Linked DNA regions of Homo sapiens: region 1 is linked to region 2. A link is an interaction called in ENCODE POLR2A ChIA-PET data of the cell type or tissue named here. Cell type or tissue: IMR-90. All regions are shown on one strand. Each heading gives the region's core, and the rest is flanking DNA. Links, peaks and the distances in the headings are about the cores only.

Region 1 (15,097 bases), core at 4,682-12,681, 160 kb after region 2:
GGCTGGCAGCGGCGGGAGCACCTTCTGGGTTGGGGCTCCTGGACAATGTTGGGTCAGAGGCCAGCACTGAGGACAGCTGTGTCCAGGGCAGGGGTATGGCCTGTGGGGCAGGCAGAGGGCCTGAGAGCCCCATGGCTGCCCCAGGATGCCACAGACATCATGCCAGTGGGTGACTGACTGCACGGTCATAATCCTGACCTGTACCTTCCACTCAGACATCCCCAGGTGTGCACACCTGTGTCCCTCAAACAGCCAGCCTCTGGACAGGTGCACACTGCCTGTTAGCACTGTTTCTCTCTGACTCACAGGCAAGACTGGGTGGAAATGGGAGGCAGTGGACTTTCAGACTTTGTCCTACAGTCTATATTGGATGTACTTTTTCCCACAGGGAAGCATCACTTTGTAACTTACAATCGAGCCCGCATCTCACTCCCTGGAGAGCACTTGAGTCCTGAGGCAAGACACGGGTGTCCACTCCCACTCCCCCATCCATCAGAGCAGGTCATTCCGGCCAGAGCAGCTAGGCAAGAAATGGTAACTAAAGGCAGGCAGATTGGGAAGGGGGAGGTATACCTGTCTCTATTCGCATATAACATCATTGCCCAGGTACAAAATTGCAAGAACTCTACAAAACCCCTCCTAGAACCGAGTGAGGTCAGCAAGGTCAATCGCACAAAAATCCACCGTGTTCCCACACAGTGTCAAGGAGTAGACAGAACCCGAAACTGGAAATTCAGGATTTGTAATCACACACACAGCATGTAGGCAAAAATCTCACCAAATATGGACAGGACTTAAACTCTGAACCCAAGGAAGGGAAATCAAAGACCTAAGGTAAAGGACAGGCACAATGTGTTCATGGGCTGGAAGCTTCAACACAGCAAAGGTGTTAGCTCTCCTCAACTCAACCTAGAGATTTAATGCAATTCCTATCAAATTCTCAGCAAGATATTTTGTAGGTAGCTATAGACATGTGTGTGACACACACACACACATATATACATATATACATTTTTTTGAGGCCAAGTCTTGCTCTGTTGCCCAGGGTGGAGTGCAGTGGTACGATCTTGACTCACTGCAACCTCTGCATCCCAGGTTCAAGTAATCCTGCTGCTTCAGCCTCCAGAGTAGCTGGGATTATAGGCGCCCACCACCACACCTGGCTAATGTTTGTATTTTTAGTAGAGAGGGGTTTTCACTATTTTGGCCAAGCTGGTCTCGAACTGCTGACCTCAAGTGATCTGCTCACCTCGGCCTCCCAAAGTGCTGGAATTATAGGTGTGAGCCACCACACCCCACCATATGTAGATATATAGAGAAATTTTTTTTTCTAAAATTTACATGTCAAGGCAAAGGAGCTACAATTGCTAAAGCCATTTTGAAGAAGAATAAAGTATAAAGAGTTAGTCTACCCAAGTTTACAAGCACTATTATCAATAGTCACCAAGAGATTGTGGTATTGGCAGAGAAATGGACACATAGATCAATGGGAAATAGAGAGTCCAAACATGGACTCACACACAACAACAACAGACCTTTAACAAAGCTGCAAGAACAGTGCGTGGGGGAAGTGTTGTCGGAAAAGAGGGTCCCAGTCCAGACCCCAAGAATGGGTTCTTAGATCTCACACGGGAAAGAATTCAAGGTGACTCACAGAGCACAGTGAAAGCAAGTTTATGGGAAATGACTCTGTGCCAGAGCCGGGCAACCTCAGCGAGCAGGAGGAACGCCCGTCCTCTGTGAGTGCCTCTGTTTGTAAGAAGCTGTAATGAGCTACAGTGAAACCTGGATCATGCAGATGCACTCGCTAAAGATAGGGGCTCCTAGTGTGATCAATGACCATTTGCCCTTCAGCCTCAGCCTACTCGTTGACGTTATTTGTGAGCAAAGATAACCCCCTGCACTCCCAGGTCATCGGTACATTCTCCAGGCTTGGTGGGAGATGCCTCGTATGGGCATAAATGTTCTGCAGTTATAATTGGTGGTCAGCTTAGTATGCGGGTATTTTCAGACCATAAGCTCGCGCCTGTAATCCCAGCTACTCGGGAAGCTGAGGCACGAGAATCGCTTGAATCTGGGAGGTGGAGGTTGCAGTGAGCCGAGATCACGCCACTGCACTCCAGCCTGAGTGACAGAATGAGACCCTGTCTCAAAAAAAACAAAGCAAACAAACAAATAAAAAAAAAAACCAAGAAAGAAAAAACCAGCCCACAGGCACTGAGGTGGACAGGAAGCCAGTTGTCAGCTCCCCAGGGTTCCCAGCCATGGAAGTAGCTGCTGCCTCTCACCCACGTTGAGCTCATGTGCTGTGAGACCCACCCAGGTACTGGCACATCATGCTCTGGATGGGGGTGGTGGTGTCCTGTAGGCAGAGAAACAGGAAATTGTCGTAGTCAGTATCGAGCAGCATAGCCTCGTTATATAACCTTATAGGTGCCTTGTGAGTGTCTAGTTATTCACGTTAAGATGGAGTCACTCTGGTCATGTTTCATTAAACCAGAGGCCTGGCAAGCGGGAGTCCCTCTAAAAGAAGGACAGTCTTTGCAACAAATGGTGCTGGAGCAATTCATCACGTGCAATCGATCCCATGCAAACGAAGAACCTCCATCTAAAACTCACACCTGACATATGCATTAACTCATAGTTTAAAAGTAAAACATAAAACTATACAACTTTTAGAAGAAAGCGTGAGAGAAAATCTTCAGGACGTAGGGCTAGGTAAAGAATTCTTAGACTTGACACCAAATGCAAGATCCACAAAAGAAAAAAACTGGTAAATCATACTGCATCAAAATCTGAAACTCTTGCTCCAGAAAGACCTTGTTAAGAGGATGAACGGGGCCGGGCGTGATGGGTCACACCTGTAATCCCAGCACTCTGGGAGTCCGAGGTGGGCGGATCACCTGAGGTCAGGAGTTCGAGACCACCTATGGCCAACATGGTGAAACACCATCTCTACTAAAAATACAAAATTAGCCAGGCCTGGTGGCACATGCCTGTAATCCCAGCTACTCAGGAGGCTGAGGCAGGAGAGTCACTTGAACCCAGGAGGCAGAGGTTGTAGTGAGCCAAGATCACGCCACTGCACTCCAGCCTGGGTGACAGAGTGAGACTCCGTCTCAAAAAACAAAGAGAGAGAGAGAGAGAAAAAAAAAAAGAGGATGAAGAGGCAAGCTACAAACTTGGAGAAAACATTTGAAAGTTTCATATCCAACAAAGGACTGGTGTCTGGAAGATATAGAGAACTTTGAAAATTCAACAGCAAAAATAAAATCCACCTAGAAAATGGGCAAAAACCATGAAGGAACATCTCCCCAGAGAAGATCTATGGGTGGCAAATAAGCACCTAAAAAGATGCTCAATGTCATTGACTATCAAGGAGCACCAATTAAGGCCACAGTGAGCTATCACAGCCCAGCTATTAGGACAGCTACAATGAAAAGTAGGGACCTATTAGGACAGCTACAATGAAAAGTAGGGACCTATTAGGACAGCTACAATGAAAAGTAGGGACCTATTAGGACAGCTACAATGAAAAGTAGGGACCAAACCAAATATTAGTGGGGATGGAGACAAACTGAATCTCTCAAAATGTTGAGAAATGCATACTTTGAGTGGCTCTAAAATGGTTCAGCCATGCTGGAAATTGGAAGTTGCTTTTGTTTTTTATTTAAAAAATTTTAAGCTTAAATAATAGAGACTGGGTCTCACTATGTTGGCCAGACTGGTCTTGAACTCCTGGGCTCAAGAGATCCTCCCACCTTGGCCTCCTAAAGTGCTGAGATTACAGGTGTGAGCCACCACGCCCAGCTGGAAGTTTCTTTTAAAACTAAGCATATGCTGGTCCAGGAGTGGTGGCTCACGCCTGTAATCCCAACTTTGGGAGGCCAGAGGGGGATGGATCACCTGAGGTCAGGAGTTCGAGACCAGTCTGGCCAACATGGTAAAACCCCATCTCTACTAAAAATACAAAAAATTAGCTGAGTGTGGTGGTGTGCACCTGTAGTCCCAGCTACTCAGGAGGCTGAGGCAGGAGAATCGCTTGAACCTGGGAGGTGGAGGCTTCAGTGAGCCGAGATTGCGCCACTGCACTCCAGCCTGGGTGACAGAGCAAGACTCCGTGTAAAAAAACAACAAAACAACACAAAAATAATAAGCATATGCTTACTATACAGCCTGGCAGTTTTACTCCTGGGCATTTATCCCGAGAAATGGGATAAATGGACACAGAAAACCCGGTACACAATTGTCCACAGCAGCTTTGCCTGTAATAGCTAATAACTGGAAAACTCCATCCGTGAATGAATGGTTAGACAGACGAGTACATCTGCCTTATGGGAGACTCAGCCATAAAACGAGGTGAACTGCTGATACCCACAGCAGCAGGAGGGCGTTCAAGGGAACTACGCTGAGTGAAAAAGGCCAACCCCAAAAGGTCGCATACTCTATGACTTTGTTTATACAATATTCTCGAAATGACATTATAGAAATTGAAAGCTGAGGCCGGGCGCGGTGGCTCACGCCTGTAATCCCAGCACTTTCGGAGGCCAAGGCGGGCGGATCACGAGGTCAGGAGATTGAGACCATCCTGGCTAACACGGTGAAACCCCGTCTCTACTAAAAAGTAGAAAAAATTAGCCGGGCGTGGTGGCAGGCGCCTGTAGTCCCAGCTACTCGGGAGGCTGAGGCAGGAGAATGGCGTGAACCCCGGAAGGCGGAGCTTGCAGTGAGTCAAGATCACGCCACTGCATTCCAGCCCGGGAGACAGAGCCAGACTCAGTCTCAAAAAAAAAGAAAGAAAAAGAAAAAAGAAATGGAAAGCTTATTCGTGGTAGCCAAGGGCTGGGCCTGGGGAATGGGTGTGTCTGTAAAGGGGTAGAACAAGAGATCTCTGTGGGGATGTACCATTCTATATGTTGATTGCCGCAGTGGTTACACACATCTACACATGTAAAAAATTGCATAGAACCACACACACACACACACACACACACACACACACAAATGAATAGAAAACTGGTGAAATACGAATAAGACCTGGTTCTGCACGATGTATGGTTATGTAAATCTTCACACAGTAGTTATGTGAGGTCTGACTGTAGCTATGCACAGCAGGACCCCTCTGTACTATTTTTGCAGCTTCCCATGAATCTATAGTTATTTCAAAACAAAAGCTAAAAAATAACAACACAACTCAAACTTCCCCTCCTGGCTAACATACAATAGCAGGTATCGTATTTGCTCACCTTAAACAACTAGAAATCCAGGAGATTTCGGAAGCAGTGCTTTCTGGATATTTGACAACAGGCCGCGAAGGATCATGATCCCTGAAAGACACAACACGAGTGCTGAGCTCTGTGACCCCAGCAAGGCCTGGCTCAGGGCAAACGAACCCAAACAGATCCCAGGGCGCCACCCCACACACGCTGAGGAGAAGAGTGTTAGAGTGTGGGGAGGCGGAGGGACTCGAATTTGCTGGGCAAAGCTTCGGAGAGAAAGGGCTACACGGAGCGCTCAGGAGACACACAGAGGGGCAGGAAGGAAACCTCGGAAATGGTCAATGGAGTGACTCTTAGAACTCACACAGCCGAGAAGAAAGCCTTCAGAATACACGAGGCAGCGGGCAGAATTCTCAAAAAGAGACTGAATTGGTAGCGGGGTTAGCAAGGGCTGTTCTGAACCCATTCGAATACAATTAAAAGCAAGTATTGGGAAGATCCAACACGTTAAAAATAATTTAACTGTAGCCACACGGAGTCTAACATTATTTAACGAAAAACAAAATGGAGTGTGTTATTTCTTGCTGCATAAGAAATTGTCTCCAAACAGAGCAGCTTCAAACAATGATTTCTGAGGGTCAGGAGGTGGGGAGTGGCCCAGCTGGGTGGTTCTGGCTCAGGGTTTGCAATGAGGCTGTGGTCATGTTCTGGGCTGGGACTTTGGGCTCTGGAGAATGTCTTGGAACTGGTGGGCCACAATGGCTGGTGGGAACTTCAGGCTCCTGCCACATGAGCCTCTTCCTGGGGCTGCTTGTGACATGGTTCCCCACCATAACCAGTATGAGGACCAGTGGGGCTGATGTCACACTCTGTGTCTGACTCATGCGCCATCCCTTCCTCCTTGTCATATCTATTAGAAGTGGGTCACCAGGTCCAGCCCACACTCAATGGAAGGCATCACACAACGGAAGCCATCCTGGAGGCCAGCTGCCACGTCAAGAAACCAACAACGTGAAATCCACAAAGTAAATATGACATCCAGTTAACAATTACCAGGCAGGCAATGAAGCAAGAATATATGAGACATAACCAGGAGAAAAATCGAGTGATAGAAACAGATCCAGAAATGACAGTGATGGTGGACTTAGCAGATCAGGGTGTTAAAGACCCATTAGCAATATCTCTATGTGCTCAAGAGGGTACTGAAAGGCAAGAGCTCAAGGAGAAGCAGAGTGCAAGGCATGGAAAAGACCCAGGAAGGAAAACGGTGCTTCCACTGTGGAAAACAATTGGCAGCTTCTTAGAAAGTTAAACACATCATTATCCCATGACCCAGAAACTTTGCTTGAATTGAAAACAGGAATTCAAACAAATATTTGTGTGTGTGCATATTTGTGGCTGCACTGTTCAGAAGAACCAAAAGATGTAAACAACTCAAGTGTCTATCAAACAATGAGTGGACGAAAAGCATGGGGTTGGCTGGGCGAGGTGGCTCATGCCTATAATCCCAGCACTTTGGGAGGCTGAGGCGGGTGGATCACCTGAGGTCAGGAGTTTGAGACCAGTCTGGCCAACATAGTGAAACCCCATCTCTACTAAAAATACAAAAATTAGCCTGGCATCATGTTGGTGTGCACCTGTAATCCCAGCTACTAGGGAGGCTGAGGCACAAGAATTGCTTGAGCCTGGAAGGTGGAGGTTGCAGTGAGCCAAGATTTTGCCACTGCACTCCAGCCTGGGTGGCAGAGCAAGACTCCATCTCAAAAGAAAAACAAAAAAAGCATAGTGTTTATTCATATGGTAGAATATTATTCAGCTATAAAAAGGAACAGGGTACTGGTCCATGTTACAGCACAGAAGAACCTTGAAAACATGCTAAGTGAAAGGAGCCAGTCACAAAACGTCACATGTTGTATGATTCCATTGATAGGAAAGGTCCAGAATAGGTAAATCCTTAGAGACAGAAAGTGGGGGTTGAATGCTGCTGGAGACGGAGCTTCCTTTGGGGGCGACGGGAACGTTTTGGAACTAGGCAGGGGCCATGGATACGCACAAGGGTGTGTGGCCTCATTGCTACACAATTGTACACTTCAAAACAGTTATTTGACACACTGTGAATTTCACCTCAGTGAAGTTTTAAGAAATTAAAGGGGAATAAAGAACCAGATGGAAATCCTAGAGATGGAAAATATGGAATTTGACGTGATGAGTACACCCTGGGTTCACAGCAGATGGAGCAAGGGAAGCGGGGTGGGCTTGGGGCCCAGTAGCAGACCCATCCACAAGGAAGCCACAAGAAAAGGGCCAAAAGGGACGGGGGTCAGGGACCCATGAGACAACCTCAAAGGGTCTGACCTACACAGAGTCCCAGCAGCGAAGAGAGAAAGGGCTCTCTTTTTCTCCGACGGCCCCTCTCTCCTCTCTCAGGCTGGCCTGGTGCCCTTCCTTTGCCAGATTTCCCACGCAGCTGTGAGCTTAAGCTTGAGGTCCCCTGTTCCCCCGGAGCACCCTGGCAAGGTGGTGTCCCAGGTCTGCAAATTCTTCCACTGCTGAAGCTCCTCCTGCCTGGATCTGCCCTTGCCCCGGCCTGGTCCACTTCGTGACTGTGCAACCGCGAGCAAAATCCTTAATCCCAAGGCTCTGTTTCTGCATAGAAATGAGGACAGTGCCCACGCCACTGGGTTCTTCCAGGAGTAGGCGATATAGGCATGAAAAGCTGGTGTCACAGTGCCTAGCACAGAGCTCAGCCGATGGGAGCAGCTTGTACGCTTGGACTCACCTGGATATCCCTGTTGGGACCAGGACCCTCGGGAGTGAGGTTGTCTGGGAGAGGCCCGGAAGCTGCCATGTTGCTGAAATAACATTGGAAGAGGTCATTTTCAGCACCGAGTGAGTGAGGCTGAGCTCAGAGACCAGATGGGAGAGAGGGTTGGGGTGGAAAAGACGCAGAGGGAGCTGGGAAGGGAGCTGGGCTGGGGGCACAAGCTGAGGAGCATCCGGAATGCCACCTTTTTGAGATGGTTTGTGACAAACGTGAAGGGAGGCAGTGGGCGGGTCCACGTCTCCGCAGGGATTGGCATGTTTCCTGCCCAACACTTTATGTGCGAGTTTCCTAAAAGCTGGTGGGTGGGCGGGAACCATCCAGGAACAGGGCTGAGGGGCTCGGGGGTGGGCCAGGAAAAGGGGGGCGGGGTCAGGAGGCTGCTGGGGGGTGGGCAGAGGCGTGGGGGCGGGGCCAGGAGGCAGAGTGGGAGGCAGAGGCGTGGGGGCGGGTCCGGGAGGCGGAGTGGGAGGCAGAGGCATGGGGGCGGGTCCGGGAGGCGGAGTGGGAGGCAGAGGCGTGGGGTGGGTGTGGTGACAGTGTCTGGTTTGGTCTCCTTAGTGTCAGCATGAGGGGCCAGAGATGCTTCAGGGGAGGCAGGAGAACCTGTCCCAAGATGGCCCTGCGTCCATCAGCAGAAGAGGAGCCTGGCCAGGGGCTGCCGGGGGTGCCCGCCCTGTGAGGCCTGAAGGACCAGGTCAAGCCTTTATGTTGGGGGGTTGACATAGGAGGATGGCCGGGCAGGAGTGGACAGAGCTTAGGCGCTGACCCGTCAAGGGTGGGCGACCTGCCCTTGCCGGAGTGCTGCCTCGTCTGATGACTCAGTCCTGGCTGCTGGGGGGTGACCAGCCCGCAAGTGACCAGCACTGCCCCTTCCCAAGACAATCAGGAGGTCCTGAACACAAACAGCTCAGCCCCAGCCTCTGGGCCAGCTCCCACCTCGTTCCTGGCCCCCCCGAGGATCCACACCACTTGACTTCATTCATCTCCTGTGTCCAGGGTCGGGGGAGGGGGGCCCAGGGCCTCAGGGCTGTGGGTGCCACCTGGGACTGGCAGGCCCCAGAGCCCTTGTGTGGGGGAAGGGGGAGGATGCCGACCAGGGATTGGTGAGGAAAGGGCAGAGGGGAGCTCTGTCTTCAGGCCTAGGTGGACCAGAGCATGACCAGCCCTGACGGGGAAGGACGTGGGGTCACAGTGGGTGGGGAGGGGCAGGTGCTCTGGGGCAGGATGGAGTAGTTCCGGAGCTGGACGTATCACTACAGGGAGCCGGAGGTGCCTGGACCACCAGCCTCGACCCTGGGCACATATTTGGGGCCAGGTCATTTTCGTGTCCGGGATGAGGACACAAAGCTAAGGGAAGCCTCAGCTGGGCCCTTTTACTGTCGATGCTGGGCCCGGGCCTGACCCTTTCCAGGGGTTTACATTTCGTCAAAAAGCAAACCATGAGCTCTTGAAAGTCTGACATTACTGGCAAACACGTGGTTTTAATGTAGCCCTTCATCGCAAAGTGAAAAATTCCAAGTGGAATTCTGACACACGGGAGAAGCTTGAAGGAGATCAGCTTCTTCAAAACCCACAGCCCGGCAGGTGAGGAAAGGTGTCTCGGTGTCTCGGGCAGGGTGGGTTGGGCAGGACCTCATCCCAGAGATACTCCACCCACCTCCCTAAGCTGCCCAGGCAGCCAGTGGTACCCCCTTCTCTGTCGGGCGGAAGTCAGCAAAGACACGAGAGGTGGGCTCTGGCCGAGGTCCCCCTGGGGCTCCCAACAGCATTGAGACTCTAAGTCTGTCCAGGCGCCCAACCTCGGAAACGTGCATCCCTCCCTGCCCTGCCCTGCCCAAGGCCCTCACCTCGTGGGGGCGGTGGGAACCAGCCTGGCCTCTGGGCTTGCAGCACCAGGATCAGGCTCAGCTCTCCGGTCAGCAGGGGTGGCCGCATGGCCGGGGACCCCACTTCTGCTCTGCTCCTCCGGCCTCTCCACCACCCATTTATCCCCCATCCTGAGCTGCCCCAGGAAAGTCCCACCTCCATTGTCCCTGCAGCAGAGGGACTTGCACGATTGCACGTGGTAGAAGGAGAGATCCAGTCACTACTGTGGGAGCAAAATGAACGCAGGCCTTCAGTTTCATTCAGGAGCCACCAGGGCCCACAGGCCTCACTTCCTCCTGGGCTGGCAGAATGCAGGGAGGGAGGCAGTGTCACCCGGCCGGCAGATGATCAGACGAACAGCTGGGGCAGGGATGCGGGAAACCCACAGCCACAGCGCCAGGCAGGAACCGATCCCAGATGCAGCGCCAGGCCCTCCTCGTGGGCAGGAACCAACCCCAGCTGCAGTGCCAGGCCCTCCTCATGGGCAGGAACCGACTTCCCAGCTTCTCCACATAGGTAAGAACCACTTCCCAGCTTCTCACGTGCTGACTCCTGTTCCCGCCAGCATCACCCCTGCACCCACACTCGCCGCTCTGCAGTCCGATCTCCGTCTTTCCCAGTGAGTCTCCCCACTGCTTACATGCACCACAAATCCTCTTCCATCAGGTAAAGACTTTTACCTATTTCTTATATTTTTACACAGACCTCCTAACCCTTCTGGAATCTGCATAGTAGCATGGGGAAAGGGAGATACCTCACCACTCACCCGTCTTTGTAGGATGGGGTCTGCCCTGCCCTCCACGTGTGGCCCGTGGACAACCAGGCTGGCTCCGCCTCAGCTCACCTCGGCCCTGCTATCTTGGCCCATTTCCGGGCCATCCTGTGGCCTCTGCCAAGACTCACGTCCAGGCAGGAGATGGAGAGGCGAGGATGCTAGTCTGGGCGGCAGGCAGGCAGTGGTCGCTTGGTGCACAGCCAGCGGCCCTGGGGAGAGGCGGTTGCTTTGCAGGCTCATCCCCCAGGAGGCCTGTCCCACGTGGGTTTGTGGCTCCTGGGGCGTGTTTATCACCCTGGTATGGTGGCCTATCCTCCCTCACTGTGGCCGGCCTCCCCACATACCCGCATCCCTGCAGCCCCAGTGTCTGGACAGATCCTGGCTCTGGACAAACCATAAGAAGGCCAGGGTGGGCCAAGGATCTCAGAGAACAGGGCCAGCTCTGCCTTGCTCCAGGAGTGATGACGGAGGTGCCAGTGCCCCTCTCTCCAGTGCTGCCACTGAGCCCAGGCTGCTAAAGTGGGGCCGCTCGGAGGATCCCACTGAGACCCCCGGGGCGGGAGCCCTGTGGTGGACCCACTGCTGCAGCTCTGACGCCGTGTCCCCACTCCCGCCCTCCCAGTGGCTTCCCAAGTGCTCCTGCCCAGAGCCCTGCCCGTCCCAAGCTGAGCCTGAGATCCGAGGGCGGCTCTTCCGGAGGCCCCTCCAGGACATCACGCAGCCCCACAGCCTGTTGGACATCGTGCCTCTTGTGGTTTGGCCCTTGCTAGGTCCAACATCTCCCCAGCTTCCCTTGTGGCTCCCCCTCCCAGCAGGCCTCCCAGGGAGCCGGTGCGAGCCCCTCCGTCCCCACAGATAGGCCTGCCCAGAGCTGGGGGAGAAGCTCTTTATTTGGAGTCAGGTGGGTGGGAGCAGGGAAGGGTCATGGCTGGAGGGTAGGTCCAGGTGGTCCGGGCTCTGTGTCTGGTGGTAGGGTGGGCTCTGGAGGTGCAGACCCGGGGGCTGCTGTGCTGGGAAGAGGAGCAGAGGTCAGGGAGGCTGCAGGGTAGGGCAGAGGCCAGGCCCAGAGCTCCCTCCCCAGGCTCTGCAGCTTCCACATCGGCCACTGCTGGGCAGCCTCGGGGCTCCAGAGCAGCCTCAGCTCCTCCAATGACTGGGCAGGCCTCTGAGCATCCTTGGTGAGTGGGTGGGGGGGAGTAGACCGAGTGGGGACAGGTGCAGGGGGCGATGGGCCGAGCTGACACCTGAGGGAGCCGGAGGGAGGCCTCGCTGTGGAAAGGCCGAGGAGGACCCTCACTCGGGCTGGCAGGTGCAGGAATGGTAAAACAAAGGACTTCCCGAATGTCCCAGGAATTTTGGGTGGGCAGACTCTGAGGTGCCAACCTCGTGCCTGACCCTGGGGGGGTCTCCCTGGCTGTGTGGGATGGGAAGGGCCAGAGCAGATGTACCCTCGAACCCCGGGAACCCAGGACTCTGGGCTTGTCCAGTGCCCTCCTAAAGGCTCACTCACCCTAGTGTTCGAGAACGCAGCTTCCTGCAGAGACCAAGAAAAACCCAGGGATTAGAAGGCGCCCTAGACCAGGGCCCAGACCCCATCGCAGCCCAGGGCTCAGAGCCCCAGACCCCATCGCAGCCCAGAGCGCGGAGCCCCAGACCCCATCGCAGCCCAGAGCGCGGAGCCCCAGACCCCATCGCAGCCCAGAGCGCGGAGCCCCAGACCCCATCGCAGCCCAGAGCGCGGAGCCCCAGACCCCATCGCAGCCCAGAGCGCGGAGCCCCAGACCCCATCGCAGCCCAGAGCGCGGAGCCCCAGACCCCATCGCAGCCCAGAGCGCGGAGCCCCAGACCGCATCGCAGCCCAGAGTGCAGACCCTCCAACGACGAGGATGCTAAGCAGGGCCCAGAGCCCCTGCGAGGAGACTCGGGGCACACGGGGAATGCGGGGGACATGGGAGGACATGGGGGTCATGGGACACTGGAGATCACACAGAGACACAGGGGAACACGGGGTACTGGGCACAGCCGTCCTCACCCGTCTGCAGGGGCATGAAAATGTCCTCCTCCGAGAGTCCCTTGTGCTGCACCAATTTCTTAAATTCTTCCAGGGCCTCCAGGTTGGTATTAGGATTCCTACCTGCAGGTGAGGTGGCCAGGTGAGCCAAGGTGGGGACAGCGGCACGGCCCTGCAGGGAGCAGATGCTAAAAGGAGACGACCACGGCCCAGCATCAGGACGGGGGAGAGGCCCGAGAGTGGATCAGAGCTCAGGGGTGGGGCTGGGGACAGAAGAGATGGCAACTGTCCAGCACCAGGCAAGGGGGAGAGGAGGCCTGAGAATGGACAAGAGCTCAGGGGTGGGACTGGGGACAGAGGAGACGGCCACCGCCCAGGTGAGAGGTCCCCAGGAAAGGGGACAGTGGCAGGGTCCAAGCCACTCAGCAACCCCAGGGGGACCTGGGCAGCTCCCAAAGCCACTCTGCAGGGTCATAACCCTCACCTGGAGGGACCTTGTGTCCCAGAGGCACTGGCTGCCCTGCCGCCCTGGAGAGTCCCTGCCCCATGAAGAGCTCTGTTAAGATGCTACCTCCCCCTTAAGGTGAGGCCCCTACACCTGAGACCCCACAAGCGGCCCTTGGCAGGTTCATGTCACCGAGGGCCGTGTCTGTCCCTGCCTGGCCCACCCCACTCCCACTTCAGGAACTTGGACCAGCCATCCAGGGCAGCGCTTGGTGCCTAGCACACGAAGGCCGGCGCAGGGGGCTTCCTTTTCCCCCCGTGCCAGGGCGTGATGATGGTGGTTCCACTGGCTTCTGGAGGCAGAGACCATGGGGCAGGACATGCAGGCCCCAGCGGGCCCCTCACCCACAAGCTTTCCCATGTAGCGCAGGCCCCCACGGCGCTGGTCTTTGCAGTAAAAGACGTAGTCGTCCGTCCCGGGCAGCTCCTGCAGGTATATGAGCTTCCTGCCCCCATCTGTAGATGACAGAGAAGATGGGTCTTCAGTGCCCTCATTCCCGGAGAGAGCACTCAGGACCACACGAAGAAACACTCAGGAATGTTTCAGTGGTCACCCAGGTGCCCTGGACAGCCTGAGCCAGGCCTGGCTGCTCCGCACAGCATGGACCCGGACACGGAGGCAGGAGCCTCCTCTCGGAAGGTCCCAATGCAAGTAATGGAGCCACAAGGCCAGAGCACGTCCAGGACTAGAGTCCGGCCTTCCCAGCTCCAGCAGCTGCTCCTGCCCCACTTCCCTGTCCCTAACCCTCGGATTCCTGATCCCAAACCCTCAGCCTTGGCTTCCCATCCCTAACCCTCGGCCTCCTGGTCCCTAACACTCGGATTCCTCAATGTGTCAATGGCTAGGGCCTCCCAGAGGGCAGGCTTGATCTGGTCCATCTCTACTGTGGACAAGCCTGTCACACCTGGTGTCTGATGTCAGGGCCACCAGCCCCCCAGGAAGGAGAGGCCAGCCCCTCCTTGGAGGTGGGCAGGGCTGGGACCCTGGCAGAAGTGTGGCCTGGGCACTCTCCACCTGCAGTGGGGCTGGTGCATCCGGGGTTGGGCATGGGGAGTGGGGGGTCGGGGAGGGGCTCACAGGCGCTGAATTTGCCAGGCTCCTCCGTCTTCCGCATCAGGATTTTCTTCTGGATGCACCGATCCTCCCTCCTGGAAAACAGGAGACACTCGGGCAGCGGCTCCCAGGACACACCTGGCCCATCCTCAGCTCACCTGGTGCATGGCCCTGACCCGGCAACCTGAAAATTCCACTGCCCCCCCACCCCACCGAGCTTCAGGATGTCCTGGCTGTTTCCCTCCAAGGCAGGGGGTGACTCTTCCCAACACCCGAAATGTGGATGGGGCAATGGGCACCAGGTGGGTCTGGGGCGGGGAGCGAAAGTGGCCTGAGGGGCCCTGCAGTGGGCAACACTCACATGAAGGTGAACGTGGCTTCCAAGTTCCCACCGCCCAGGGCTGTCACCTTCACTGGGGACACCTTCCTGGGCCTCCTGTCCTCCGGAAAGTCCTTATCGACCACCATGGCCTTCACGTACCAGGTCCCTGTGATCTGGAGCAGGCCAAGGCCGTGAGCCCACCATGGGTGGCCCAGATTCTACTCTGACCCTGGCACTCAGGCCTGCAGCTATAACCAGACACCCATGGTGCCCGGCTGCCACCCCTAAAGGCAGGCTGGGTTCCTGCACCTTAGTTAGAGCTCAGCTGGAGTGAGTTAGAGCCAGCCCCCTGCTCAGGGCTCCCAGCCCCCAGTGGAAGGAGGGCATGTCTGCACCCCATGGACCCCCGGGCCCCAGCACCAGGTGAGCCCTCCCTCCACAGGGCCCAACCCTGCGAGACCTTCGGGCTTCAGGCGTCAGTGCAGCAGGAACCCCTGAGCCGAGCCTGCTCCGGCCCTGGGC
Region 2 (15,097 bases), core at 3,487-11,486:
ATGAAAAGCACCCCATGGGGAGGACACAAAGTTGAGGCCCCTGGAGGCCTGACCCTGAGGCTGGCCTGGACTGCAAGGCCCTTGGTGCCCTCCCCCTGTGCCTCTCGAGCCTCTGAGCCTGGATCCCACAGTCAGCTCTTATTCAGGGGCCCATGATGGATAAAAATTCAGAGGGGAAAGCAGGAGTGCTGGGAGGAGGGCATGGAGCTTCCCGGGGCCTCTTATGAAAACCTGGAGAGGAAGAGACGGGCTCAGAGTGAAGGTGGCAGGGATACCTGGGCCTCCCCAGCCCACAGCACCCTCAGGGGAACGGACACTGGTCTGGGACGGGGCTGCGCTGAGCCATGGCGCTCAGACTGGATGGAGGAGGGGGTGTTCAAGGACATGAGGTACCTGTGCTGGGCTGGGGGCAGCCGGACACCAGGCCTGCAAGCCCCGAGGGGTGGCCTGGCACTGAAGGCGGTGATGCCTTTGATGGACTTGCCAGACTGGCAGAATCATCAGTAACAAGGTCCCTGGGACACGGCACTTCCCGGGACAGCTCTAGATGCTCCGGACACCCACCAGGAGAGCCAGGGCCCCCTTCCTACTGACAGGGCTCTGAGGCCCCCCAAGCCCCAGGGTCCCTCTGGAGGCAGCAGGCCCCGTGTAGACATGGCCATGCAGCAGACGCGTGGGCACAGCTGTCGGTCGCACAGGCACAAAATGCCCCTTCGGGAGCCACACGCTCACGTGGTGCACAAGAACTTCCTGCCAGGGAGCAGCAGCCTCTCCTCCCTGCCTGCCACCCTGTGGAGCCAAGCCTCGGGCAATGGCAGTGGATGCCGGCGCCGGCCCTGTTCATGCAGGTGGCATTCCATGTTGACCCCAAGATGGACGATATCTCCTGGAACAGGATGCAGGACAATTTCTAGGTACAGCTGGAACTCCTGACACCCCACCAACGCTTTTGCTTTTGGGACCTGGTGGAGGGGTGACGGGTCACGGGACAGCTCACCCACCCTGCCAGGCCTCTGGGGTGCTGCCCTGCAGGCGAGCTCTGCAGCCCCCAGCTTCCTGCACTCTGCAAGTTCACTGCCTCGGAGAGCCACGCCCGTCACTGACTGCTGGGGAGGCACAGGCAGTGTGGCCTCAGCCTTCACTCACACAGTGGCCGCTGTTGTGATGAGCGCTGGAGAGGAGAGGAAAGCTGCATGCAGGAGGCTCTCCCGAGGGACCTGGCAGATGCCCTTGAAGTTTAAGGAATTTGAAATGAAGGGGCAACTTAATCCCCCGGAGGATTTCCCACGACATCTTTTGCAGCGTCCCCTTCTTTCCCTCCAAGCCTGCTCCAGGCTGAATTGCACCCCCAGATTCCCTTGTTGAAGCCCCCACCGCTGATGGGATGGTATTTAGAGACAGGGCCTTCAGGAGGTGAGTAGGCTTGGACGAGTTCATGAGAGTGGGGCCTCGGGATGGGAGCAGTGCCCCACAGGAAGAGAGCAGAGAGCCTGCATTCTCTGCCCCGTGGGCGCAGTGAGAAGACGCCACGTGCAAGCCTGAGAGATGCTCTCACCAGGAGCCTGGTCCGCCGGCGCCTTGATCCTGGGCTTCCAGCCTCCAGAACTGAGAAATAAATCTCTGTTGCTGAGGCTGCCGGGTCTGTGGTGCTTTTCCATAGCAGCTGGGAAGACTGAGACGAGGCATAAACACACTTACACCCATTCCATTTCAGCTGGACGCGCCGGATGATGGAAACGGAACAGTGGAGGGAGCGCATTGGGAATTACAACCTGAAGCCCAAACGGTTGGTGGCTTCCTGACGCGGAGGATGCCAGCCCCTCCCACTGGGCATCTGTGTTCTGTTTTACACTAATGCGGGAGGAATTTCATTTTGTGTCACACACATGAGTCCCTGGGACATGGGCTTGGTGATGAAGCCGTGTGCCCCGCTGTGCCGGCCCCAGGGGTGGGACGGGGGATGCAGCCCCAGGGGACGCGGGATTCGCCCTCTCAGGGTCTCCCTGGATATCCTGGGGGTGTGTTTGGGGGAGCCAGAGGCCCCCCGCTTGAGTCATAAAGACGCACAGGCTGAGGACTGAGCCAGCCCTGGGCCCAGGGGTATCACGGACCCTCCTCCATGCCCCCACAGCCAGGTGATGCCCCACAAGACACCGTTCACATGTGATGGGCCCTGGTCACCGACAGCCTCTGTGGCCCTCCTGTTGATCCTGCCCACTCCTTGGTCACCCAGGGCTGGAGGCAACGCAAGCCCCTGGAACCCACCGTCGGAGGGAGGGACAGGGCTAGGAGGAAGGTGCAGCCCACCCGGGAGCCACAGTCTCCACAGCAGAGGCGTCACCTTCCCCCACCCTGACTCAGGCCCACCTTCCAGGACCCTGCTTCCTGGTAGGGGGCCCAGGAGACAAGGGCGAGCAGGCCTGGCCTCCAGCCCTGTCCACAGTCGAGTGGGGGCAACACAGGCAAACCGACCCTGAGCTGGAAAGGGACTGGAGAAATCATGACATGCATTTCACTCACTCAGGACACCGTAAAGCACATGGAACCTGCCAGAACTTTTGGACACCATCCCGGGCCTTTCCTGCTCCAATAAACCAGACCTTGACTCAATCATGCAGGTGGCACACCAAGGGGGTCCAGGAAAGACAGACAGGCGGCCCCGAGGCTCTGGGATTGGCTCCTGGTATGCGCATGGCCGGCACCCTCCCCCGGCCAGGAGACCCCAGCCTGCCTGGGCCCCACCGGCCTGGCCAAGGCCATTTCTCAGGCTGGCCGTGTCCTCCCAAGCCTGTGGGTGTTTGCTCTGGAAAGGGCCCCAGGGCGAGAAGGGCCAGGGGCAGGACTGGGATCCCACCTGGCCCCTCCCTGCCCTATTAGTACGCCTGCACACAGCAGGATGGCCCCGGGCAGAATGTTAAATATAACCACCCCCTACCCCACCACCCCCAGGGACTGAGCAGGCTGGCGTTTCCCTGAGCTCAGCAGCTCTGGGCAGGAGGCACGCCAGGGGACCCGGTGCTGGAGCGGAGTGGCTTCGAGGCTGGGGCTGGCCCAGCAGCTCAGGCCGAGAGCGTTGGGGGCCACTTCAGCCCCTTCTGGGGGTCCCCCAGTCCAGGGGCCACCCTTCCCAAACTCAGCTCCAGGCCTCTCCCACCCCAGCCCTCACCCTGCATGGTTCCCCGACTCCTCCTCGAACCTTCACGGCCCCTAAACCACCACTGCCCCTTGGGCTCGGCCGTGTGTCCCTCGTGCCCCACCCTCACCTTTGGGTCAGGCCTGGCCACACCCTTCCTCCTGACTGTCCCCCTCTGTTTCAAAGCTCCAGCTACACCTGAGTCTGTCACATGGGGACCTGGGGCCCTAAGGCAGGAGCAGGGTGGTGCAGGCGCAGCCCAGCCCTAGCTTCCCCAGAGCACCCCCGAAGGAGAGCTGACCTGTGCCCTAGGTCCTGCCCAGGCCACTCACGCCTTCACGCAGAAACTCTGGGCTCAGTGCCCTTCAGGGAGCTGGGGCTGGCTCCCGGGCCTTCTCAGCTCAGGGTCCCAGAGTGGCCTTCAGAGAGCAGGTGGGGTTGGGGGTACAGGCAGGACCCCCGCCCCCAGCCCCAAGAGAGGCGGAGCAAAGCTCCCTCTGGAGGAAGGCTGCCTGGGCCCCCTGCTTCTTCAGCAGGGGCCAGGCTGGTGTGTGGGGGCAGGATGATGGGGGTGGGGAGGGGATAGGAAGAGATGATGGAGCTGGGAGGGCTGGGCAGGAGGAGGGCACTTATGCAATCCCAGGCTCTTCGCAGGAGGGATGATTCTAGAAGGCCCTCAGCACACCGAGTCACCCAGGTCTCAAGGCACTTCCCCGACCAGCTGAGAAATTGTTCAGCTATTAAGGATGACAGATGAGGGCTCGGAGGGCAGGGCTGTTCCTAGAGACATCCCCACCGCAACCCCTTCTGCTTGGAGGCCTGGTGGGGCCTTCACCCTGTGAGAGAAGCCTCTCTCTGTTCCCAGCTACCCTGTCCCTGCGGGGCAGCTGGATTCACTGTGGGGTAGGGTCGGGTGAATGGAAGGGGTGCATCCAGCAGGGCCAGGGAGGGGTCTGGGCTGCCCCCTCCTTCTGCACCCATTCCTGCTCCTGCTGGCCCTGCCTGGCCCATCCACAGTTGCTGCCTGTGGGGCCGGCAGGGGTCCATCCTCCACGCAGGCCCGCTGCCCCGTGTTCCCAGCAATGCCGGGCCCTGTTTGTGGTCCACTTCTCAGCTTGTTGTGTGAAAAAATATTTGGTGTTGCTCAACTCCAGAGAACCAAGTCAAGTTCCGTTCTCTGTTGTCAGAGGAGCTAATGAAACAGCCTGGTCAGGCCGCTCTGGGGCAGTGTTCTGACCCCGGGAGGCCTGCACTGGGGCCGGGCTTTCTGTGGCAAGGCGGCCACTCCCTTCCCAGGTGACCCTGGTGCCTGGGCCCCATGGCACCAGCTTGGGGCACTCAGCTTGGGGTGGCCCAAGGAGCCAAGGCAGTGGCCCTGGCCATGCTCAGGGACGAAGCTTCCTCTTGCCTGCCGGAAGCCCCAGCCAGTGGGCAGGGCCTTCCTGGCACCTCTCATGTCCTGCTTAATGCCTGGGAGTGTTGGCGACCCTGACGTTGCCTCCAGTGGTGGCTTCAGTGGCCCCGGTGGGCTGGGTCCTGGTGCAGCATGGCGGGGGGTGGCTGCCTGCCCCACCCCTCCCCACTGGGACTCCTTGTCTGGAATCTGCCCCTTTGGAGAGATGGGCCTGTGGTGTGACAGCCCCAAGTGTCCCCAAAGCATGCATCCCCCGACATACACAGCATCTTCCTGAGCCTCAGTGCAGGGCAGGATGGAAGCCGCACCTCCACTGCCACAGACCAGAGTCTGCACAAGGTGCCTGGGACCCAGCTCGGGGACACCGTCAGGACCCAAGCCCTCAGGCAGCCCCTGTCCCGCTGGCTCCTCGAGCTGCCCTTTGGGGGCTGTTAACCCCTCTGCAGAAGAAGAGCCCAAGTCTGTGTCCTCCAAGGGCCATGACGCTCACTTAGGCTTCCGGGACACTCTTGAGAGCTGGCTCTGGCTGGGAGGGCCAGGGCCTCCATCAGTTGCCCCTGGACTCCCAGGCAGAGGGGCAGTGAGACTGTCAGCATGGCTCAAGGGGCTCCAGAGCCTGGGCGCAGGTGGACTGTGGCTGAATGCTGCTCCATGGGAGCACCCGAGACACCATCTGGTAAGCAGTGGTGAGGGTCCACCATCAGGTCCCTGAGGTGAGTGAGCTCCCAACTCTGTCCACTTCCTCCACCGGGCGGTACCGATGGGCTGGGTCATCCCCGCTGGGAGCGGCCTGCCCAGCAGTACAGCCTCCTCTGCCCACATGGCCCGCCGAGCTCTTCTCTGTCCAAGGCCACGGGCGATGGAGGCTGTGGTGACTCACTGCCAGAGGCTCTACTCCCGGGGGAAACAGGAAGCCCGAGTCCTGCCCGCCCACCTGCTCGCTCACAGCCTGCCAGGGGTTGGCAGCAGCACCCGCTTCCCTCACAGAGCCTGCCCCAGGGTAGAAATAGGGAGGGCGTGAGGGGTGCCAGTCTGTGCTGAGCCCCCACATTGCACCTGCCCTGTGCTGATGGTTGGGTCTCCCTGCCCCTCAATCTCTTCCCCTGGTGCAGAGAGAGACCAAGCGGCACTTCCACCTTACCCAGACCTGAGACACCCCCATGGCCAAGGCCACCACGATGGTCCCTCAGGGGCCCGAGTGGAGCCTGTGCTGCCGTGTCCGGGCACACCAGCCCTTCCGTCCACAGCCCAGGACCCCATCCCAGTGTCCCCTCCCCTCTACCTAAGGGCTTTCTCACCCAGAGCCGGCAGGCAGGTCTTGCTGGGCTCAGCCCTTTCAGACCTGGGCCCCCTATGGCCTCCAGACCCCGCCTGCACTCCCTCCTGCATTCAGATAAGCACGTCCTCCCACCTCACACGGCTCCTGTGAGTCACTGCAGTACACAGGAAGGGGGTCCCACCAGGCCAGGCAGACGACCCCTGGTCTCCACTCCAGGAAGGGGAAGGCACAGGCACTGGGGATGAGGAGGAAGATGAGGAGATATGGGATGGCTTCTAATGGCAGATAGAGGCATCAGACCCCACCCCAAGCACCCAGGAGGGTCCTCCAAGCGGCTGATCCCCTCCTCCAGGTCAGCTTGGGGTTTCCACAGAGCCAGGGCTGGGGTCCCCACGTGCGTGTCCTTATGGATAGGGGAGGGCTTGGGTGACCTCAGGACCCCTGTCAGCATCCTGATTTCCCTCATTGTTGCCCACCCATTCCAGCATCGGGGTCATGAGAGAGGCCATGCCAGACTCACCCAACCCTACCATGGAGGCTGAAGCAAGCCCCTTTGGGCAAAGAAGGTTTGAGGAAGAGAAACCCTTCAGGCCAGGCTCCCTGAGCTGCCTTCAAGAGGAGAGGCCCCCAGGCTGCTGCTGAGACCAAGGAGCTGCCATTCCTGGGTGGGGTAAGTGGGGGTTCCCCGGGCTCCTAGGCCTCTAGGGCACCCTCTCTTACATCCAGTCGAGGCAATTTCTCAGGAGGGCCTGAGTCCACGTGAGGAGCGGGTTCAGCTGTGCCGGGCAGCGGCTGGCGAGCTGGCAGGTGACTTGGGCAGAAGCCCCCAACTCACTTGCCCCTGCGCCCCCGGAAAGTTGCCCACTCCTGTACTGTGCCCAGCCAGCCTCACCAGCCCCCGCAGCCTCCAGGGGGAGCCAGGCAAAGCTGCTGGGAACCGGGCTGGACACCAGCCGACCAGCAGCCCCCCACCTTCCAGATCTCGGGGTGCCCAAGGCCACCATCTCCACCAGGCCCAAGCTTCCTCTCAGAGGTGAGAAGTGGGGAACCACTCTCAGAGGGAAGCTAAGTCCCCTCCCTGTCCCATCCTATAGACACCAACACCACAGGAGCCAGGTCCCCTTCCCTCTCATCCTATAGACACCAACACCACAAGAGCCAGGTCCCCTTCCCTCTCATCCTATAGACACCAACACCACTGGGGCCAGGTCCCCTCCCTCCCATCCTATACACACCAACACCACAGGGCCAGGTCCCCTCCCTCCTGTCCTATACACACCAACACCACAGGGCCAGGTCCCCTCCCTCCCGTCCTATAGACACCAATACCACAGGGGCCAGGTCCCCTCCTGTCCTATAGACACCAACACCACAGGGGCCAGGTCCCCTCCCGTCCTATGCACACCACCACCACAGGGCCAGGTCCACTCCCATCCTTCACACATGAGAAAAGGTATGCAGCACAGCATCTCTGAGGCCATCTTGAGGGACAGCGCCACAGGACAGGTATGGCGACCACACAGCCCCGAAGCTCTAATCCCTGGCCACTCTCCCTCCAATAGAACCTCACTGTATACTTCATTTCCAACCAGAGAGAGCAGGGCACTTGTGGGGGTGGCACAGATGCCCTGTACCCCATGGGCCTTTCCTGGAGAGGACCCACAGCCACGCACTAGCTAGCACACACAGCCACACACGTCCAGCGGTCCACCTCCTAATACCATCGGCACACAACCCATGTGCCCAGTGGGCACAGCACGCCAAGACCGCTAGAATGCAAATCGGTAGCTGCCAGGGGCTGGGGGATAAGGGGGCATTGGGGAGTGAGTCCCAGTGGTTAAGGAGATTCCTTCTAGGGTATACAAATGTTCTCGAATTACAGTGGTGAGGGTGGCACAGTGTTGTGTACTAAATGTCACTAACGGTAAATTCTGTTTTATGTATTTTACCACAATTTTAAAAAACCACACCCAGGATCAGGGACTCATTGTGAAATCCCATGCCAGCTTCTCCTCTCCCAGGGATGGGCATGGTTCTCTCTAGGCGGACAGCAAAAGCCTCTGCTGTCCACTCCTGAACACTCAGGAATACAGCATTACAATTTGATCAACCACAGCCACAGGCGTTATCGAGTCATCTGGGAGCCCCAGGCACCATTAGGCGGATGGACACCACTTCCTGCCCAATATCGGAAGGATCTCCCAGGGCTGCCGTTTTCAAGAATTAACCAAGTCCCAGCTGAACAGGCATCTGAGGGGCTGGTGCTGGCTTAGAAAGATGTTGAGTCCACGGATTCGGCCTAGGGAAGCTTTGTGTGGCTCCCAGGAGAGCCTCCCAGCCACGCACGCCGCCCTGGGACCAGCCTGGCTGACTGCCCTCTGCCCACACAGGGAGATAAACTAAACTCTTCACCTGGGCATTTGCACTTAGGTGGGCTCATTATTAGAGCACTGAGTTCAACAAGATGAAAAACCAAGTTTAAAAGGCCTCTCTGCAGGACGCTCACTCCCTGATTCTGAGTGGATGAAGACTGGGCTCAGTCCCCACTCCTGACTCTTGGTTCACACAACCAAATGTTATGGGAGGTCTGGTAGAATATTCCATTCCCCGCAGGCAGAGGGGTTTTAAGACCCCCTTTTTACAAATCTTCATGGTCCTCATGGATACAGTCCCTAGGACTGACTCTAGTTACAAACATGATTTCTTTTTCAGCTGCGGTTTCAGCAGTAGATTATTCTGAAAGCTGTTTGTGTCCTGACCATTTTCAACCTCGTGTACTTTGTGTGCTAACCGGAATAACTGCGTTGTTGGGGGAAAGTGCGGATTTGCTAGCTGAGCCCAGGGCTGGGTGGTGACGGAGCCCTGGAGACAGTGACAACCCCGACCCTGCCGTACCCTACACGCTGGAAGAGGAGCGGTTCCTGACCTGAAGCCCCCGCGGGCTCCAGCTCCGCGTGAGTCCTCAGAGCACTTGCCTTCACTTGCAGGCAAAAAAGCGCCTCCCCAGAGCCTGGCAGAGCTAAAGTGCTGGGTGTTTACCCAAGACAGCTATTTGGGGAAAAGGAGGAGAGAAAAGCAACATTTCTTCCAGCTTCCTGCCAGCCCCCTCAGCGGATGAATTATTCCCATGGGCTCATCCTGTTGGTCCTTAACTGAAAGACACAATTCATTTTGCCTTTTTAGCCCAGGAGATGTTGAGGGGACGGGGACACGGTGACTCGGAATAAGTGACCAGGTCACGAACCTGAAGGACAAGCTCCCTCATTGAATAATTAATCAAGGACCGCTGCCTGAGCCTGGAGGACGCCAGCCCTCAGCCAGGCTGCGGGCTCCGCCACCGGGGCGCTTCCGGCCCTGGCTTGCCCCCAAAACCAGAAAAACTGGGGTGCTGGGGGTTGGGAGCAGACACCGGAAGGCCAGGCCGCCCTCCGCCTCCGCGCCCCAAGTCGGGCTCTGGAAGACTCCGCAGCTCCGAGCATCCCGCGCCCTCCTCCGGAGACCCCCTCCCGAGAAGATGCTTCCCCCTGCCCGCACCCCCTCCGAAACTTCTGCGTCCCCAGAAGCCGGGAAAAGTTGAAGGGCGCCGGCGGCTGCGGGGGCGCGCGGGACCGGCCGTCAGCACCGCGGACAGCTCCGGGCGTGCGGCGGCGCCGGGACGGCGACCCCAGCCCCCACCCCGCGCCCGGTCCCTACCTGTCGTCGTTCTGGAAGGACGGGTCGCCCAGCAGCAGGTCCCGGAAGCGGTAGCGCGGCGGCAAGGGCAGCACCTCGGAGTCCAGGTCGCTCATCTTGAAGCCGGCGGTGTCCAGGAGCGCGCCGTCCCCCGCGCAGGGCCGCCTGCGGGCACACGCCAGCGCCCCTCAGCCCGCGTCGGGCGCCCTCGCGGACGCGCGCAGCCCCCGGCCCGCCAGGCCCGGCCCGCGCAGCGCAGCCCGCGGCCACCGCGACCCACCGGGCGGGCGGGCGGCCGGGCGGGGGCGGGCCTGGCGGCACATGCGGGCGGGGGCGCGCGGGACCGGCTGCGCCGGGCTGGGGCTAGGGCGGGGGCTGCGCAGGGGCAGGGGGCGGGGCTCCCTCCAAAGCGGCCCCGGGGCCTGGCAGGAGGTAAGGGGGACGGGAGCTGTCATGGCCAGCTCAGGGACAGGCGCGCACCACTCCTCCCTGATCCCCCAAGAGCCAGGATGGAGGCCCTCCCCCTGCTCTGAAGCCCCGCCACACCCCTGCAACCCCTCCCAACTCCCCAGCTCCCCTCCCCGTCCCCAGGGTCTTTGCCGAGGCCGGCTGCTCAATCTTCCTTCAGGGTCCAGCCCCAGAGACCCCCGTCTCAGACCCTCAGGCTGTTGAGGGGTGAGGGTGGAGTGACCAGGAGGCCTAAGAAGACACCCTTGTTTGCAGCCTCCCCAGGCGGAGCAGCTCAGCTCAGGTCAGAACCCCGGGGGGCTGCCAGGCCCTCTGGGCCCTGAGCTGCCCTGCCACTGTCACCAGGTGAGGGATCAAAGGGACACAGAGAGCTGGCAGCGCAGGTTAGGGGCATCGTGGCACACCAGGTAGAGTGGGAGGACCCCTGGTGGTCTGCAGTTCTTGGGGGCCCAAGCAGGTGTCTTCCAGGGGTCTTGCATCTTTCCTGTCCCCATGTCCCCCACTGAAGTGAGTTTTGGCTGCTCCAGGAGAAGCAGGAGCTGAGGGGCAGGGAGCTCCTTACCTGGCCCAGGCCGGCCCTTGTTCAAGGCTTCGAGGCCAGCAGGAGAGCAGAGGGGGGATGGAGGGGGCTGGCTCCCCCACGGGCAGGGGCAGGAGGCTCTGACCATACCCAGCTCCCCGTGCTGTGCCCGTAGGCCCTGCACAGAGGCCACTCATTTGGAACACCAGGTCCAGGGATGCTACAAAACTCTCCTCTCTCTCCTCAAGTCGGGAGGGGTGGGCACATTCCTTGAGCCCCCACCAAGTGCCTCTCCTGTGTCCCCTAACCCTCAGACAAGCAGCAGGCAAGGAGCTATGGGCACCCCAGGCTGAAGCTGCAGGCAGCAGGTGCGTGCCCCAAACCCTGCTCCTTGTTCTGAGGTCACAGGTTCAACCCCCAGGATCTGGCAGCATTTAAAAAATAACATTTTCCTAACTGCATCAGCGTAGCTGCATGTTTTTCCTTAGTCACAAGCTGGCTGGGCCATGGGGAGGTGCAGGCAGGCAGGGGAACCACGTGGCCAGGGGTCGGGGCTCTATTTTCTTGATTTTGTGCCTTCCTCACTGAAAGCCCCTTTCAATGGCAAAACCCCAAGAGACTGCCGGCTCCTCAGGCGTGGCTGCCTCCTCCCGTCCCCACCCCGTCTGCCTTTTGAGCGGCTCTGGTTCCTCCTCCTGGCCTCAAGGCCCAGTCTTGGCAGGGCCCATGGACAAGCTCAGGGGCTTGGACCTTGGCTTGCTTCAGGAGTCACCAGGGGAAGGAAGTGCACCAGGAGTCCAGAGACCTGGCCCCACCCCTGCTCCCCAGATGTGGCCTGGGGAGGGTGACAAGGACAAGATGCCCTTCTTCCCTTGGGAAGCTGCTTTGACACTTGAGCGAGCACACGGCCATAAGCAGGTGTCCTGCAGGCCTCCTGGCATCCTGCCTTGTTCCCCCCACAGAGCCAGAAACCTTGAAAATACTTCGCTGTTGTGTTGGCTGAGGGCCGGGGCTAAAATCCTTGGCTGTTGTGTTGGCTGAGGGCTGGGACTGAGGGCCGGGGCTACAGGGTCTCTGGGAAAGGGGCCCATCGCAGGAGGACAGCAGCAAAACAGCTGCTCCCCGTGTCCTCGGGGTCTGGTTGAGACTTTTCGCAAGCAGGAAGGCCTACATCGGCCAGCTTTTTTGGGCACAGGGGGAGAGGGGAGTGTTGGGGGGTCTGGTCCCTGTTGAAGCTGGTTCAGGTGGAACTGGAACATAACCCTGGCATAGCCAGACACGGGGACCCTGGGGCCCACCTCGAATTCTGCACCCCCTCTTCTCTTGCGCTGTCCTCCCTGTGTGACCCAAGGGGCCCTGGAGGAAATCTAGGACCCCCAAGGCCACATCCATGATCTTTTTATTTTCTGAGTGACTGCTGTGCCAAATAATTACCAATTTCCATAAGAATTCTGTGTTTGGTGGCTTAAGGAAGGTGTCCCTCTCCTCAGCCCTTACACTACTCTCTGGACAAGGTGTGGAGCTCAACCTGTGGGACTCACACACCCCTTGGAGCCAGGGCTGAGGTGACGGGACACAGCACACCCCCTAGACAAGGCCGGGGCAGCCCAGGGGCTCAGAGCACCCCGCTGCTCCTCTTGGGGACTCTCTGGGCTGTCAGCACACACCCTGCAGGCCCAGAGAGTGGCAAGAGTCCCGCTGGCATGAGTTCAGTCCTGGCCCATCAGTCCTGCTGGGCGGCCCCCGGCGAGTCACTTCACCTCCCTGAGCCTGTATGCTCATGCGTGAAGGGAGATACTGATGCCTGTTCCCTTATAGGAAGAGTGTGAAGATGTAACCAGACAGCATGCCTGAGGCACGCGGAACAGGGCCTGCAGGTGAGTGCTTCAGCTACAGCAGGTGTAGCGTGGCCAGCAGTTTGGCTGAGCTCTTATGGACAAAGGCTATGACCCAGGGTGGCCGGCGCCCAGCGTGCCCCCTCCGCTCAGCTGAGGCCCATCAGAGAGCTCAGGCTTGGGACACTGACTTTTGGAATCCATCTGGAGAGGCCAAGAATGAGCGAGGCAGTCCACACCTGGGCACGGCAACAGGAAGTCCCCGTCAGCTGTTTGGTGCACACGTAGTCACGTGCACTGACCCTGACAACCCCATCAGAGGGGAGCCCGGCAGCTGTGCTCAGTGCCAGCTGCCATGGACTGAGAGCCAGCTGCACGCCAGGCACCCTGGCAAGCCAGGTGGTGGCATGGAATCCTGAGAACAGTTCTCAGAAGCCAGTCTCCATCCCTAGTTCCTGGCAAGGACAAGTGGCTCCCAGAGCCCAAGGAGCGTCACTGAGGTCCCGGCAGAGGCACTGGGGTGGGGGCCAGGTCCAGGTTCACCTTGGGCTGTGCTGCCTTTGGCCAGCTGGGGGGCTCTTCTGATAGCCAGGAGTGCCTGCTTCTCACTCCCCCTGCATCTGTTCCCGGTGGCCATGGAGCCAGGGCTGTCTGACAAAGTGCTTAAAGACAAGCTTCTCCCGCCAAAGGCTCTGGGCATTCCCGTTCCAGTTGGGAATGTGAGGCTGCCCTTGCCATCATAAAGGAGGCCTCATCTGTGCACTGCTGCGAGAAAAAGGATAAAAGCAAGGAGTCATGAAGGGGGCTCTGTTTGGAGTTGGCATGATTGCTTACTGGAAAACCCAAGAGGAATCAACTGAAAACCTACTAGAGCAAATACGGAACCTAGTATGGCGGCCAACCCAGGAGCACCATGGAGAGCAGGAGCAGAGAGCCACCGGGAGAAAGCCCTGCTCACAGCAGGCGCGGGAGCCCCAAACCCACAGGGGCGCACAGCGTTCCTGAGAGATGGACTGGAAGCTGTCGCTGGCGGAAGACGGAGGTCTTCTTCCTGAGGGTCTAACAGTCCCTTCTCCAAACACACGGGTAAAGGGAATCGCCGCCAATCAAGAGCGCATCACTATTTTCTCAGAATTTGATGAACTGTTTCAAAAATTAATCCTGAAGACTATACGTGCAAGAACAGCCACAGCAGTTGTGAAAAGGAACAGAGAGGGCCCTCGTCTTCTGCTGCCAGCACCAATGTCCAGCCACAGCAGCTGACACTCTGCGGTCTGGCCCAAGAAAAGACAGAGAGTGGGGAGACACAGCAGAGTGCCTTGACCAGCTGAAGCCCACGTTGGAATCCAGGCTTGAGAAAGGAGGCGGGGGGCACTCCTCGTCCTATGGTATTGGAACGAGTGCAGCTCCACCTGTCCTGACTCAAGTCACGGTTGCAAATATCAGGAGGGGCGACATCCTTCCCATTGTGTTGATGGAGAAATGGAGGCCGGAGAACTTCAGAAATGCACTTGACCTTGTTCCTTATTTGTCCTTGTTTATCACTTGTCCCCTTGCCTTGGGAGGGCCGGTGCTTGAACCCAGTACCTGGCTCCAGCCTATGCTATGCAGTGTCTTCTGTTGGATAAAATAAGATTAGACCCCATCTGCAGCCCCAAACCAAGGACAAGATGGAAAGAAAATACAGGGAAAAGTGTTCAGAGCTGAGAAGGCCTTTTATTTAATACACGAAACCCAAAAATCATCTATTCCAAGAGGAATAGATTTATAAAAGCTTCTACATCTGAACAAAACACTGCTGTTTAACAAAAGACATCACTGGCAAAAGGAAAGAATAAGCGACCAACAGGAAGAACATATTTGCAACAGAATAATCATCAGAACACAGCCTGGTGCCTACAGGTCCCGTGGAAAGGAAAACAATCTGGCAGAAAACATGGCCGGGTGCAGTGGCTCAAGCCTGTCATCCCAGCACTTTGGGAGGCCAAGGTGGGTGGATCACCTGAGGTCAGGAGTTTGAGACCAGCCTGGCTAACATGGTGAAACCCCATCTCTACTAAAAATACAAAAATTAGCTGGTTGTGGTGGCACACACCTATAATCCCAGCTACTCGGGAGGCTGAGGCAGGAGAATTGTTGGAACCCAGGAGGCGGAGGTTGCAGTGAGCTGAGATCGCACCACTGCACTCCAGCCTGGGTGACAGAGCGAGACTCCATCTCAAAAAAGAAAACGACTCAAAGGATGGATGAGTGAGGTTCAAAGAAGAGGAATGGAAAACAACGCACAAGTAAAGACAAGCCACCTAGCTAATAATTAGAGAGATGCAGAGTTGGACGGTCTCCTGCGCCAGTGATCGGCTGTGGTTACAGAACGGGGGGTTCTGCAAGCCAGGGCTCTCATGTAGTGTCCAGCCGACTGGGAGCAGTGGATTAATTATGATGGAATCGTGGGTCCTCTCCAACTTGGAACCTCTACCTGGGGACATTTTTGATCTGTGGCCGAGGAGGCCCAGGCATGGATTTTCATCACGGCCTCATGTGTGAAGGTGAACACTGAAAACAGCCTGCACGTCCCTGAACTGAGGAGCGACTGACAGCTACAGCCAAGACTGCTCTGTGAAGGCACAGGTCTCTGTGAGCCTGCGTGAGCCCGTGTGGATGCATCACTACACAAACAGAATGGCATATAATGAACCCCATTTAAAAACTAAACACGACCGCTTTCCACAGAACCCTAAAGAAGAGGTGGGTTTCTCTGGGCACCCAGCTTGTAGGT

What was found. Peaks named below come from ENCODE experiments on the same cell type or tissue, not always from the same donor. Only the 100,000 strongest peaks of a DNase experiment are listed, where the experiment ranks them.
Region 1: POLR2A ChIA-PET joins it to region 2 with 16 read pairs; 2 of 35 experiments call an interaction of 5 or more read pairs at or near these places.

The regions. Positions count from the first base shown.
Region 1 is chr9:135,546,429-135,561,525 of GRCh38, reverse strand. It overlaps OBP2A (odorant binding protein 2A), which reads right to left. Exons shown (of 7, transcript NM_014582.3): 2 at 14,615-14,748; 3 at 14,278-14,348; 4 at 13,545-13,655; 5 at 12,717-12,818; 6 at 12,195-12,218; 7 at 11,557-11,689. The coding sequence ends at 12,196. It overlaps LOC107987040 (a long non-coding RNA gene), which reads right to left and starts at 7,856. Exons shown (of 3, transcript XR_001746586.1): 1 at 7,575-7,856; 2 at 5,247-5,327; 3 at 2,210-2,362. In IMR-90, for the core only: no CTCF peak of the experiment used is centred there; no DNase peak of the experiment used is centred there.
Region 2 is chr9:135,709,143-135,724,239 of GRCh38, reverse strand. KCNT1 (potassium sodium-activated channel subfamily T member 1) reads right to left here. Exons shown (of 31, transcript NM_020822.3): 2 at 9,520-9,663. Among named protein-coding and RNA genes, the nearest start is that of KCNT1, 15 kb to the right of the region's middle. RefSeq lists enhancers at 1-392, 5,323-5,617. In IMR-90, for the core only: no CTCF peak of the experiment used is centred there; no DNase peak of the experiment used is centred there; H3K27me3 peaks cover 2,876 bases.